3 separate regions of the Homo sapiens genome follow, and all the other regions are linked to region 2. The links are chromatin contacts, found by Hi-C or POLR2A ChIA-PET in ENCODE. All regions are on one chromosome and are shown on one strand. Each heading gives the region's core, a stretch centred on a gene start or an enhancer-like site at or near the end of the contact. The rest is flanking DNA. Distances are from core to core; before and after follow the strand shown. Region 1 holds the start of PLEKHG3 (pleckstrin homology and RhoGEF domain containing G3). Region 2 holds the start of MAX (MYC associated factor X). Region 3 overlaps SPTB (spectrin beta, erythrocytic).

Evidence for each region. A loop is a pair of places that touch in the nucleus more often than their neighbours do. ChIA-PET counts read pairs that join two places held with the same protein, here RNA polymerase II (POLR2A). Pooled maps may share reads with other maps.
Region 1: a pooled map shows a loop between it and region 2 (4-fold over the local background). The contact joins the promoter of PLEKHG3 here to the promoter of MAX in region 2. A Hi-C loop is called at or near these places in 4 of 50 pooled maps. POLR2A ChIA-PET finds 5 or more read pairs at or near these places in 2 of 52 experiments (activated CD4-positive, alpha-beta T cell and endothelial cell of umbilical vein).
Region 3: a loop to region 2 is called in a pooled map, with 3 times the contacts of the local background. The contact joins the enhancer-like site here to the promoter of MAX in region 2. A Hi-C loop is called at or near these places in 2 of 168 maps with a recorded cell type or tissue (CD4-positive, alpha-beta memory T cell and testis) and 4 of 50 pooled maps. POLR2A ChIA-PET finds 5 or more read pairs at or near these places in 2 of 52 experiments (activated CD4-positive, alpha-beta T cell and activated T-cell).

The regions. Positions count from the first base shown.
Region 1 is chr14:64,702,052-64,705,834 of GRCh38, reverse strand. PLEKHG3 (pleckstrin homology and RhoGEF domain containing G3) reads right to left here and starts at 1,411. Exons shown (of 17, transcript NM_001308147.2): 1 at 1,131-1,411. RefSeq lists an enhancer at 2,631-3,132.
Region 2 is chr14:65,100,332-65,104,292 of GRCh38, reverse strand. It overlaps MAX (MYC associated factor X), which reads left to right and starts at 1,776. Exons shown (of 5, transcript NM_002382.5): 1 at 1,776-1,989; 2 at 2,721-2,747. The coding sequence starts at 1,954. RefSeq lists enhancers at 1,362-1,511, 2,205-2,705 and a silencer at 1,842-2,191.
Region 3 is chr14:64,762,658-64,766,517 of GRCh38, reverse strand. All of the region lies in intron 32 of SPTB (spectrin beta, erythrocytic), which reads left to right. Among named protein-coding and RNA genes, the nearest start is that of MIR7855, 21 kb to the left of the region's middle. RefSeq lists an enhancer at 1-151. Within about 2 kb of position 1,602, at least 13 of the 41 ENCODE cell types and tissues checked have a DNase peak (open chromatin) inside an H3K27ac peak, as active enhancers do; they include testis, where a contact is called at or near this core.

The DNA of each region.
Region 1 (3,783 bases), core at 162-2,661, 400 kb after region 2:
CCTAGTTTCCTCCTGGGGAACAGCTGGGGTTTAATCACTCAGGATCCCATCCTTGTCCAACAAAGGATGGCCCGGAAAACCACACTGCTGAAGGCGAGGTGGCCGATGTGCTCAACGGGGAGGCCCTCCCCCGCTCCGGACTGTCATTGCCCTCCCTGCTTATTATTTCTTGAGCAAGGGCCATGTGACTGGGCTGCGTGCAGAGGCACGGCTGGGGAGACTCTGGGAACCCCCACTCCAGGGTTCCCCGTAAGGTGAACGCAGTGTGGGTCTCCTGCTGGGGCCCCCAGAGCAGGGGACAGGCACCTACATATGCCAACAGATTAGCGAGTGACCTCGAGGATCAAACTCTTTCGCGGCCTCTAACAACACCCTCCCCAAAAGCCACACCTCTCCAGCCTCCAACCATTCCATTCTCCCCTCCGTTCTTCCTTTTGTGTTCCAAAGGCGCCCCGAAGAGTCAAAGTAGCTATTTAACGCCTTAAAAATTTAAGCTTGCACGCCTTATACTGGCTTTCCAAACCAAAGGGCTGGGTGTAGGGGTGCGAAGAACCAAACCGACTTCAGGAGTGGACGAGGTCGAGGCAGCTGGTGGCCGGGCTTTCCGCTCCCCGCTTCTGGCCCCCACTCTCCTCCCTGCCGGACAGGTAGCCGAGATTCCCAACAGCGAGCACCGTGCGGCGCCAACCCGGAACAGGCTGCAGGCGCCTCCGGGGCTGGCAGGAGCCGAGGCTCGGGTCCTCGCGCAGAAGGGTCCACCCGCCAGGCCCACAGCTCCAGCCAAACACCAGCCCTCGGGCGCGCGCGGCCTCGCGGGCTTCCTGGATTTCAAACTGAGCCTCTCTGGAGCCGCCCGGCGCATTTGCCCCTTTTGTTTCCGGAGTGGAGGGAAAAAAAGACAGAAAAAGTCTCCCCATACGACCCTCCTGCGCTCGCGCACTCTGCGGCAGGGTGGCCCGGGAAGCAGCCAACACAGTTCCAGGCCCTCCTCGGTCGCCCCGGTCCTCACCCCGCAGGGGGCTGGCACGGGGGCCGCGAAGGGACTGGGGCCCCAGCGTGACTGCCGGCACCGCCGCTCAGCCTAATGCAGGGAGATAAGAGGGGAGAGAGGAGAATCAGGGGACACTCACCGAGCGGTAGCTGCCCCGCGGGCTCGGGACGCGCACGGCGTGCGGGGCTGCCCAGGTGCTGCCGCGACGCGGGCGCGAGTTTGAAAGTCGCTCTCTGAAGGGGCTGAGGCCGCCGACCGCTCCCGCCCACCGCCAGCCCCTCAGCTGGCCCGGACTCGGCCAGCTGCAAGCGCGGCCCCCGGAGACCCCAGGCAGCGCGCGGCTTGCCAGCGCCCGGCAGGAAGTCGAGCGGAGCCGGAGCTGCAGCGGGAGGGCAGGAGGGAGCGAGGGAGCGAGGGAGCGAGGGAGCGAGGGAGCGAGGGAGCGAGGGAGCGAGGGAGGGGCGGGCCAGGAATTTTTCCTGTGGGTGGAGACTCCAGCTCGCGGCTGCAGTCCAGCAATTGGCGGCTCTGCGGGGGCCGGGGCAACCTTCGCGGCGCGGCGAGCCAGAGCCGGGGTAAGGCTGCGGCGGCGGCGAGGCCTGGGCGCGGTTAACGATTAACGCCCGCAGGGTGATGAGCGCGCACCCCCGGGCAGCCTAGATGCTCTAGGATACCAAGACGCACGTGGTGGGGTCACCCTGGTGTCACAGACCTGCTATCACCGCCTCCCGAGACAGCATGGACTGCCAGAACGTACCCCTTGTATGGACAGGGAACACCGGGCCCTGCGAAGGGGGCTGAGGGCTTTCCCAAGTGAGTGACCAGCCGGGATCGATCTGGGGATCCTAATCCTACCAGAGCCGGCCGTGTCCGCTTTTCCAAGTCAGAAAGGCATGTCTTGAATTCCTCACCATAACTCGGTCCCTGTGACGCTTTACAGTGGTAAATGCAGACCTCTGAGAAGCTGACGGGAAAGAGATAAAGGAGACAACGTGAAGGCAACTCCACAAGGAACTGTTAAATAGGAAAAATAAAACACAGAAACCTGGATGATAGAGGACCCGTTTTTATAAAACAAAGAGAACCGTTTGTCTTTATGTCTCTGTATATGACCGTGTATGCATGGAAAGGTACACACCTGGAAACTGGGGGGCAAGGGGTGAGGATGGGGGACAGAGACATTCAATACATTTTGAGCAAGAGCATAAATCCAAAAACCCATAATAATTCATCAGTAAAGATCCTGAAGAACAACAAGCCCGGAGGAGGGAAGCCCAGAGTGGGGCTCCGGAAGAGGAACAACGCCCACTGGTTAGGCGCTATCACTAGTTCCTTGGGAGGAGGAATAGGACGCTGATATTAGAACCACGGGGTATATTTGTTATCCAGGTGTACAGCAAACGATTTCTAGAGGTATCATTTAAAACAAAACAAGCGCCCGCCCCAAAATGCTGCTCTGGGCAAATGCAAGCTCCAGGTGATCTACTGGGAGGGGAGAGGCGGGGCAGGCGCGGAAGGAAATGGCTTTCAGGTGACTTTGAAACTGGATCCTGGCGGAGGGTGGGGTGAAGGCAGCGTCCCGGCTCCTGCCTGCGGAGGAAGCGGTAGGCGCTCGGTCTGGCAGGCCCAGAAAGCGGGGCCCACATTCCTTAGGGAGGGAGGGTGTGTTGGAGGCTTGCAGAGCCCCAGACTCGCGGACCGTGAAGGTGAGAGCAGAGATTGCAGAAGAGGGGCTCGGAAATAGATCAACTTAGTTGGGGCTCCGCTAGACCCCGCCGGCCAGGGGAGAAGTGACAAGTCCCCCTTCTGGCCTTCCAGGACTTGTGGTCACCCCTTCCAACCTCAGGCTTTCACCTTTTTTTGTTTATGCTTTCTTATCTGATCACCTGAATCTTACGAATGCCTTCCGGTCCGCTTCAAATTCCAGCTTCCAAAGAAGCCCCCTGACTTAGCCACTTGTGAGCGACCCTTCACTCCTTAGCCAGGACACGTTACAGTGTTAGTGGCAGTCATAACTGTCCTTTAGTGAATGCTTACCATGCAGAGGGCCTGTGCTACACTCTTAACAAACTGTGTCCCTGGATCCTCACAGCCACCTTGCGAGGTAGGAGATATCCTAATCCCCATCTTGCAGACAGAACACTGAGGCTTAGGGGCAAGGAGCAACTTGGCAAAGATTACACAACCAGCAAAAGCAGTGTCGGGCAAGTGCCTAGATGGGTGTGTGCTTACTATGAGTGTGCTTACTATGTATTAGCCATTCTTCTAAGTACTTTACAAAAACAATTGCAGTAACAGAAAAGGAAACTGAGGCAAAGTCACACAGCTAGTGGGTGGTAGACCTGGAAGTCATAACAGGGAATTCTGCCCTTCACCATCACTGCTTCCAGTTTCTTTCTGACACTTGTTATGCCCAATTCACTTGATTATAATATATTGTTTCTATTAATAATTGTTTTAATTTATATCACCTACTTCCTAAAAAGATTGTAATCTCCCTGTGGTAGAAGTCATATAGGAAGCACTCAGTAAAACAATGCTGAATTCAACTGAAACAATCTAAAGAGTTTGTGAGAAATCGCACAGTCTCTCCTCCGATAATAAAACCCTGTGTCAAGGGCCAGGGGCTCCAGGCTGCAGCCCCTCCACAGCTCGGAGCCTCTTCCTACCAGTTCTTGTTGCAATGGCCTCACCCTGCTATTAAATCATTTATTATTATTATAATACCTTGTGTCTCAGCAATGCCTTTAATCCAAGATCTCAAGGTGTTCTAACAAATACAGGTGAACTCA
Region 2 (3,961 bases), core at 527-3,026:
ACTTAGTAGGACTGGATCACTGAATAAGAAATACAACAGATATTAGACCGCGAGCGGTGGCTCACGCTATAGGCGTGAGCACGTGAGCACTTTGGGAGGCCGAGGCGGGTGTATCACGAGGTCAGGAGTTTCGAGACCAGCCTGGCCAAGTTGGTGAAACCCTGTCTCTACTAAAAATACAAAGATTAGCTGGGCGCGGTGGCGGGCGCCTGCCCCAGCTACTCGGGAGGCTGAGGCAGGAGAATCGCTTGAATCCGGGAGAGGGAGGTTGCAGTGAGCCAAGATTGCGCCACTGCACTCTAGCCTGGGCGACAAAGTAAGACTCCGTCTCAAAAAAAAAAAAAAAAAAAAAGAGAGAGAGAAAGAAATACAATAGATATTAAAGGAAAAAATGTAAAGGAAAAATTACCACATTTACATTTGTCTTTTCAGCATAGATGACATGCTCACGTTGAGGAATGTGTGTCACAAGAATTGTGTGTGACATATCCCCAAATTTCCACATTCAAAAGTCAGGGATAATATGGTATTCATCCGGGAATCAGTAACTCATGGGAAAAGCTCAAGATGTCATTCACTTTGGAGACCAGATGTAAAGGAGTAGTATGGGTACTTTGTCTCAGGGTGGAAAGTGTCTGTTATGGTTTTCTTCCTTCCCATGGGACTTGTTGCACACTCTTACAATGGCGGCAGGACCGGCACGCTTGCTTGCACAGCTGTGAGCTGCATGAAGGCAGGGATGGTTTTGGTCTTATCCGTTATGGCATCCCCTTGTGGCAAGTTAGGTGTTCAATAAATATCGGTGGAATGCATGTGATTACACTTCATGCCACAGTATATAAATATGATTTTAACTGGACAGGGAACTGCAAAAGTTTCCCATATTGATCCTTTTTGCAATCTTAATTATGGTACTCTGAGCTGGGATATTGCCTAAACTGTCTGGGCTACAACAAACTCTGAAGGGGCTTTTACTTCCACGTCCATAGTGGTTGAGGGTTCGCGTTGTGTGAACGCTGGAGCCTCACGTGAGTAGCTGAGTAGCGAGGATGGTCACTCCCAGATAAACGAATACAGGATTCTCGCGGCTGGGAGCGGTCGCCCGGCGAGGTCGGTCATTCTGCCTGTCCGGTAGCACCACGAAACACCTGCCACTGACACCTCCCCACCAGCCCCCGAGGGTTCGCGCAGGCATCCCGAGCCGCGCCCCCTGGTCCGCCGCAGCCAGATTCCCTCCCGGGCGGGTTACGCCCCTAGGCGCAAAACGGAACCACTCCGTATGAAGAAGACAAAGTATAACCAGTCACACCAAAGAGAGGCAGCATTATTTAGACAGCCGGCTACTCCCCCAGAGACTCCACCCAGTCCCCTGGGCCCGGCGTCCAGCGCGCAGACGGTGCCCGGCTCCAGGAGTTCCAGCTCCCTCCACGTGTCCTGTCTTCCCAGCAGCCTCCTCTGCCGCCTCGGGAGGAAAATCTCCTGACAACTCGCGGTCTGCGGACTACGACTCCCAGGAGGCGCCGCGCCGCGGCTCTCCCCGCCCCCCCCCGCCCCCCCCCCCCTCCCCGGGACGCGCAGGCGCCTTGGGCTCCGTCAACAAGCCGGGCTGGCGTCGCCTGGATGCGGTTTCTTCCGGGATTTGTAGTTTTTCTGGAGCTACCCGGGCCGTCTGTTAGAGGGACAAGAACTACAAGTCTCGGCTGCCCCAGCGCTGCGAGCCTGGTCACGTGGCGGGGGCCGACCGGGCGTGCGTGCCGCCGTTGATCCGGTGCTGCAGTGAGGAGGTGGTTCTTGCCCGTGTTGTGTGTGTGTGTGAGTGAGAGAGCGAGTGAGTGAGTGAGTGAGTGTGTGTGTGGGGGGGACTCGGCTTGTTGTTGTCGGTGACTTCCCCCTCCCCTTCACCCCTTCCCCTCCCCGCCGCCGCTGCAGTGGCCGCTCCCTGGGCCGTAGGAAATGAGCGATAACGATGACATCGAGGTGGAGAGCGACGTGAGTCCTGGGGCTTCTTCCTTCCCGTGCGGGTTGTCAGGCGGGGACAGCGGCCGGGGCTCTTAGCGGGGCGACGGCGGGAGGGGGCCGGGCTGCCGCCGCCTCCTTCCCCTTCCCCTCGGGGCCAGGAGTGCCTCCGTCGCGTTCCCGGTTCGCTCCCCTCCGGCTCCTGGCCGGAGCGGCCTCCTGGGACTGGAGGTTGGGGGAAGACACGCGGCTTCTGGGACCCCCACCTCCTCCCTTGCGGGAGGGTGCTGCGGCCTCCCGCTCCCACCTTCCCCGGCTCAGGATCCGGGGGACAAGGATGGGGGGCGCCCGGGATCCCATTGTCCGGATCCAGGGGAAGGGGACGGCGTTCAGGACCTGCCCCTTCGGACTGCGATCCTCTCCTCCCGTGACCCGCGGATCCTGGGGGCCGGGGAAGGGCGGAGAGGGGTTGGGGGTGCCTAGATGCCCGAGCTGGGTCTGCAGGGAGGAGACAGTGCTCGGGACCCCTCTGGCCCAGGTCGGATCCCGGAAGGAGGGGCGGCGCTCGGGACCCCTCTACCCTGCTACCGGATCCCGCCGAGGGTGGAAGGGTGGGGGCAAGGGGTGGGGAGGGAGGAAGGGGTGTCGGGCTGACTCCCCACCCTCCGCTTCCTCTGCCGCCGGCATTTTCTTTCTTATTATTGAATGTTAAGTGTAAAAATAACTTCTATATTTTCTATTTTTTTTTTTCTCTCTTATTCCAGGAAGAGCAACCGAGGTTTCAATCTGCGGTACGTCTCCTACTCTCCATTTCATTTTTATTTCCGTTCAGTTCTATTCCTTTTTGGGGTCAGAGAGAAAAAGAGATCGTACTATTACTTTTAATATTGTAGTAAACTCTAATGTTAACCACTAAGGTGAGGTGGGGCCTGGTTCTGGAGGGTGGGGGGGTTGCAAATCCCATTATTCTAGATTCTCAGGTGATAAGTTCAGTGATTCTAGGTGAGTAAGAGGAGCTGTATGCAAAGAATTGAATTGTTCTGTAGTTTTCAGATAGGGGATCCAGATGCCACTATGTAAGTGGAAATGAGAAATGCAGCATTCTGGTCTGGTAGTATTATTTCAGGGCAAAGTGGTCAGAAGATTTATTTAGGAACAAGTAGGTTTTAAACCATATCTGTATAATTGTGTGAAGCTGAAGCCACATGCGGTAATCGCCTTTAACCAAGTCATGTGACTGCTATAGACCCGTAGAATCTAGCACAACATGGTATTCTAATGCAAAAATTGGAAATGTAGAGGAGCCAAACGTTACATCATCAAAGTGTCACATAAAGTTATTATGGTCTGATTCTCTGTATTTGAAGAAAAGGTATAAAGAAAATTAAAAAATAGCTGAAGAAAAGTGGCATTGCAGAGACAGCTTTGCTGAAAGGTGATGGATGAGACCATAGAGTGTTATCAATAATTTCTTAGGGTTTTGATATTAATGTTCTCAGTAGATGGTTCTGTGGATTTAGATAAGCACTAATTCCATGTCTTTGGAGTCTGAGACAGTAATATGGATGTTTCATGAATAGATTTGAGGGAAAAAAGAATACACACAGAATAAATCAGAATCAGCGAGGGGAAGAGAAATAAGTATATCAGAGTGTCTAATATTTGATAGTTGGGAGCAGTAAGAAATGTATAGAATGGGGGTAAAAAGTTCAAATGCCCATGAGGGCCATAAAGAATAAAGAAGGAAGAGGTGAGGGCTTGGGTACTGGAGAGCAGTGCCTCTTCTAAAAAGTCAGCACTACTGAACTCCAGTGGTTTGTTAGTAGGAGTGAAGGGTCAGTATTGCCAGATCTTCCTATTTTTAATTTTATTTTATTTATTTATTTTTGAGACAGAGTCTCACTCTGTCACCAGGCTGGAGTGCAATGGCGCTATCTCGGCTTACTGCAACCTCCGCCTCCTGGGTTCAAGCGATTCTCTTGCCTCAGCCTCCCGAATAGCTGGG
Region 3 (3,860 bases), core at 353-2,852, 340 kb after region 2:
TCCCCACAGCGCAGAGGAAACAGGCCAGCCCAGTGACATGACGTTATTAGTTTTGTTTTACCTAATGTAATAAATTTTATTGTATAAATATATCACCATTTACATGAGGGGAAACACTAGCCAGAGATGATTAGTGCATTTCTGTACACCGTCCTTTTCCCCATTTTCCAACTCCTTCCTCTAGGCAGTACTCACCCCCTGCACCCACACCTACACACAGGCACATGCCCACACACACATGCATGCACACACAAATACACACCCACATGCACACACACCACACACCCCCATATATACAGACACCTCACGCACAACCACACACCCACATACACATACACACACACATACACATACACACAAACACACCACACCCACCCACATGCACCCACACCACATCCCCATACACACATCCACACACACCCACACACGCATACTCATACAGACCACACCCCCCATACACACCTCACGCACACCCACACACCCACATACACACATATGCACACACAAATATGCACACACCACACCCATCCACATGCACACACCACACCCCATACACACACATCCACACACTCACACCCACACACATACACACTCATACACACCACACCCCCACACACACACACATGCACACACCGCAACCTCCACACACACACACACATACATGTGCACACACCACACCCCCACACACACACACACTCACACACACACACACCCCAATCACTCAGCTGTCCCATCCCACCTGCCCCACCACAGGCATCTTCAGTGGTGAAGTGGGGGTGCCCATCCTTGTAGGCGATTCTTTCCCCCTATGCAGAGCCCTCTCCTCTTTCCACCGATCTGGCCTGAGGCCTGTGGGTCAGTGAGTCTGGATATGGAGCTGGTTCTGGGGCAAGAACAGACTTGAAGGAAGCCTGCAAAATTGAGGAGAATCCCAGGGCTTTGAGTAACAGAGGTCAGCCCCCCAACTTGTCGGAAAGGAGGATGAGCCAGAGGCCTGGCTCAAGGGACAGGGAGAGCCCAAGACAGCAGCTGCCAGAGGCCTAGGGCATGCGCCTCAGGACCTTACCTGGAGCAGGCCCCTTAGGACTCCATGGGGTCTGTGCAGGGAGCCTGGGAGGCTGTCACCCAGGCTTAGGGAGCTGCTCTGGGGAGCAGCTGACCGAGAAGAAAGCAAGAATTCAGCACACGGCTTGCACGGCTTCCCCCTGCATGTCCCCGCTGTGGCAGGCTGCACTGGGGGCCAAGGGAGCCACAGATCCTTCCTGCAGCCCACCTCTCCAGGTGTCCCGTGAGCCCGCCTGAACCTGGGGGTGAGGTTAGGAAGACTGGCATTCCACATGGAAGTTTCTGGTACACCAGTCACACCCAGAAACATATACAGATAGTGAGGCCTCCCTTTTTCAGCCCTTCTCACCCTCTGAGAGAGACAGATGCCCTCCCCACCCACCCCCATCCACCACCCGCGCGCGCGCGCGCACACACACACACACACGCACACACTCCTCTGTGGCCTCCAGCCTGGCCAGAGGCCTCCCTTTCCTAGCTGCACCAGCCCACCATGCCCAGCAGAGGGCACTGCTGGGCTCCTGCTGAAGGGTCTCTCCCAGAAGTTCCCTCCGAAGCTCCCGTCATCGCATGTGGGGTCGCCTCCCTGTCTGTGGTGGACTGTGTCCCAGCCCCTTTTTCCCAGCAACAGCCCCTGCCGGAAGGAGAGCGAACTCTGGGGGGCCGGCACAGACTGCGGACACGGGCTAGGGCCCTGCACCCTGCCCCCGCCTGCTTCTGCCATGCGTCCCTGTGTGTCTGCATGTGGCGGTGTCCTGGTGTGCGGGCTCCTCTGTGAGCACCAGAGCGACTCCATCCACTGTCTGTGTCATCTGTGTCTGTGCAAATGTAATTACTTGTGCATCAGAGCCGCCTCCAGCCAACACCTGAATGTCACTGGGTTGGGGGGAATAAAACCTGTTTGGACCTGATGATCTCTTTGGGGGAAGAAGTGAGCCCACATTTGAGACCCTTTCCGGAGAGCCAGCCACTCCAGCAGATGGGAAGACTGGCTTGTGCCCGGTACCGGAAAGAAACCAGATGGTGACTCAAACGAACACAGACCCAAGGCCTCACGCACAGATTTCCTGCTGCTGCTCCCTTCTGAGCCTTTTGTTAAGTTCTCATGGGGATCCACGAACCTCAGAGGGAGGGCCTAATACCCCATCCACCTTCGATGCAAGAAAGAGGAGGACAGAGCCTGTCGGGAAAGCCCAACCTGGCTCTAGAAGGCTCCTTGCAAGCCCAGTGGCTGGTCCTTCCAGCCTGCCTGGAACTACCCCTTCACAGAACCGCAGGCCTCTCCCAGGAAGGGATGGCCAATGGCTGCGCCTCCCCTTGGGGATAGTCCTGGGGGATGGTGGCTCTCCTGCTGGTCCTCTGTGTGTGGTCTGGTGTCGGTGCCCTACAGAATAGATCCATGCGGTGTTGCTTCATGTACAATCCCTCACTGTGCATGTCGGCTTCCTGCTGGGGGGAACTGATGGGAGTGGACCAGGCACCCCTGCTCCTGTCTGGACAGCTGCACACCACAGGGTGGCACCCCACCCCAGTCCTCCCCTTCCCCACGTGTGTGTGCACGTGGTGACTGAAGCTGCCATCCCACACATCAGCCTCTTTCTCAAGCACATCACTGCACGGTCCCACCGCCTTCCCTCACCTCTTGCCTTTTTACATTAGAGCACGTTCTGGTAAAGGCCAATCCGTTCATACAGGTAAGTGCATGGGAGGCCAGGCAGAAGAAACAAGACCTCACTCACGAAAGACAAAACTGCTGGAGGGGAAGTCAGGACATCTGGGTTCTAGTCCTTAATTCTGTTGGTAACTTCCTGCGTGATTTGAGATAAAAACCACCTAATCCCCTGAGTCTCCGCGCTCTTATAAAGCCTTCTCTGGAGAATTACGGAAAGTCTGGAACATTTCTGTATGTCAGCAATTTAGCAAATTACAGGGAGGGGCTGGGAGAGGTGGTTTTCACCACTTTCCTCTTGCCTGGTGCTTAGTGCTGTGGTACCTGGCTGGTCTCAGGTACCCACTGGTGTGAGACGGGAGATGGGAAAGAAGTAGTAAAGGGCTGGGGTGTTTGCCTTCGTCCCTGTGGGGGACTAGAGGTGGGGCTGCACCTCTGCTACGGTAAGGACAGTGCCCTGAAGGAGGCCCAGGTCTGCGAGGGAGCCCTCGGCAGTGGGCAGGCAGACCTGCTCCAGACTAAGCATCTCCCCTTCACCTGGGGCTGTGGCCCTGGGAAGCACTTGGGGGTCCTGCTGAGCATCCCCCACCTCCCAGGCTCTGGGTGCCTCAGAAGCCCCAGTGTAATGTGTGGTGAGAGGCTGTTTTCTCCTGGGAGAGAAGGAGGTGGATTGCATGGAGAAGAAATGGTGTTGATGATGCTGCAAGTCCCCCCAGGCTAAAGGTCCCTAGTGCACAGCCCTGCGCATCTTCCTGTCCACTGTGCCTGATTCTGGTTTTGGGAAGTGAAGTGTGAACTGCTCTGAGAACTCCCTCAGCAGGGCTGCGGTGATGCCATGTGTGACGTCCCTGAAAGGGATTGGTGCTCCTAATCACCTTTGCTAGGGCTCACTGTGTGGGATAAACATACCCTGCCTGCCTCCAAGCCCCAAGGCTAGATCCAGGCTGTAGTGCAGACGGGACCCTGGGATGCCAGGTCACTCCAGAAAGCAGCTGCTGGGTGCCCCCTCGTTATCAGCCTTCTCGTCAGGAAGTCAGGGAAAGCTCTCTTCCCCAAGGGCAGCTCACAGATGCCATTCTTCCGCGTGGCCTTCCAGCACTGCCTGTGCAGCCAGCAGCCCTGGAGA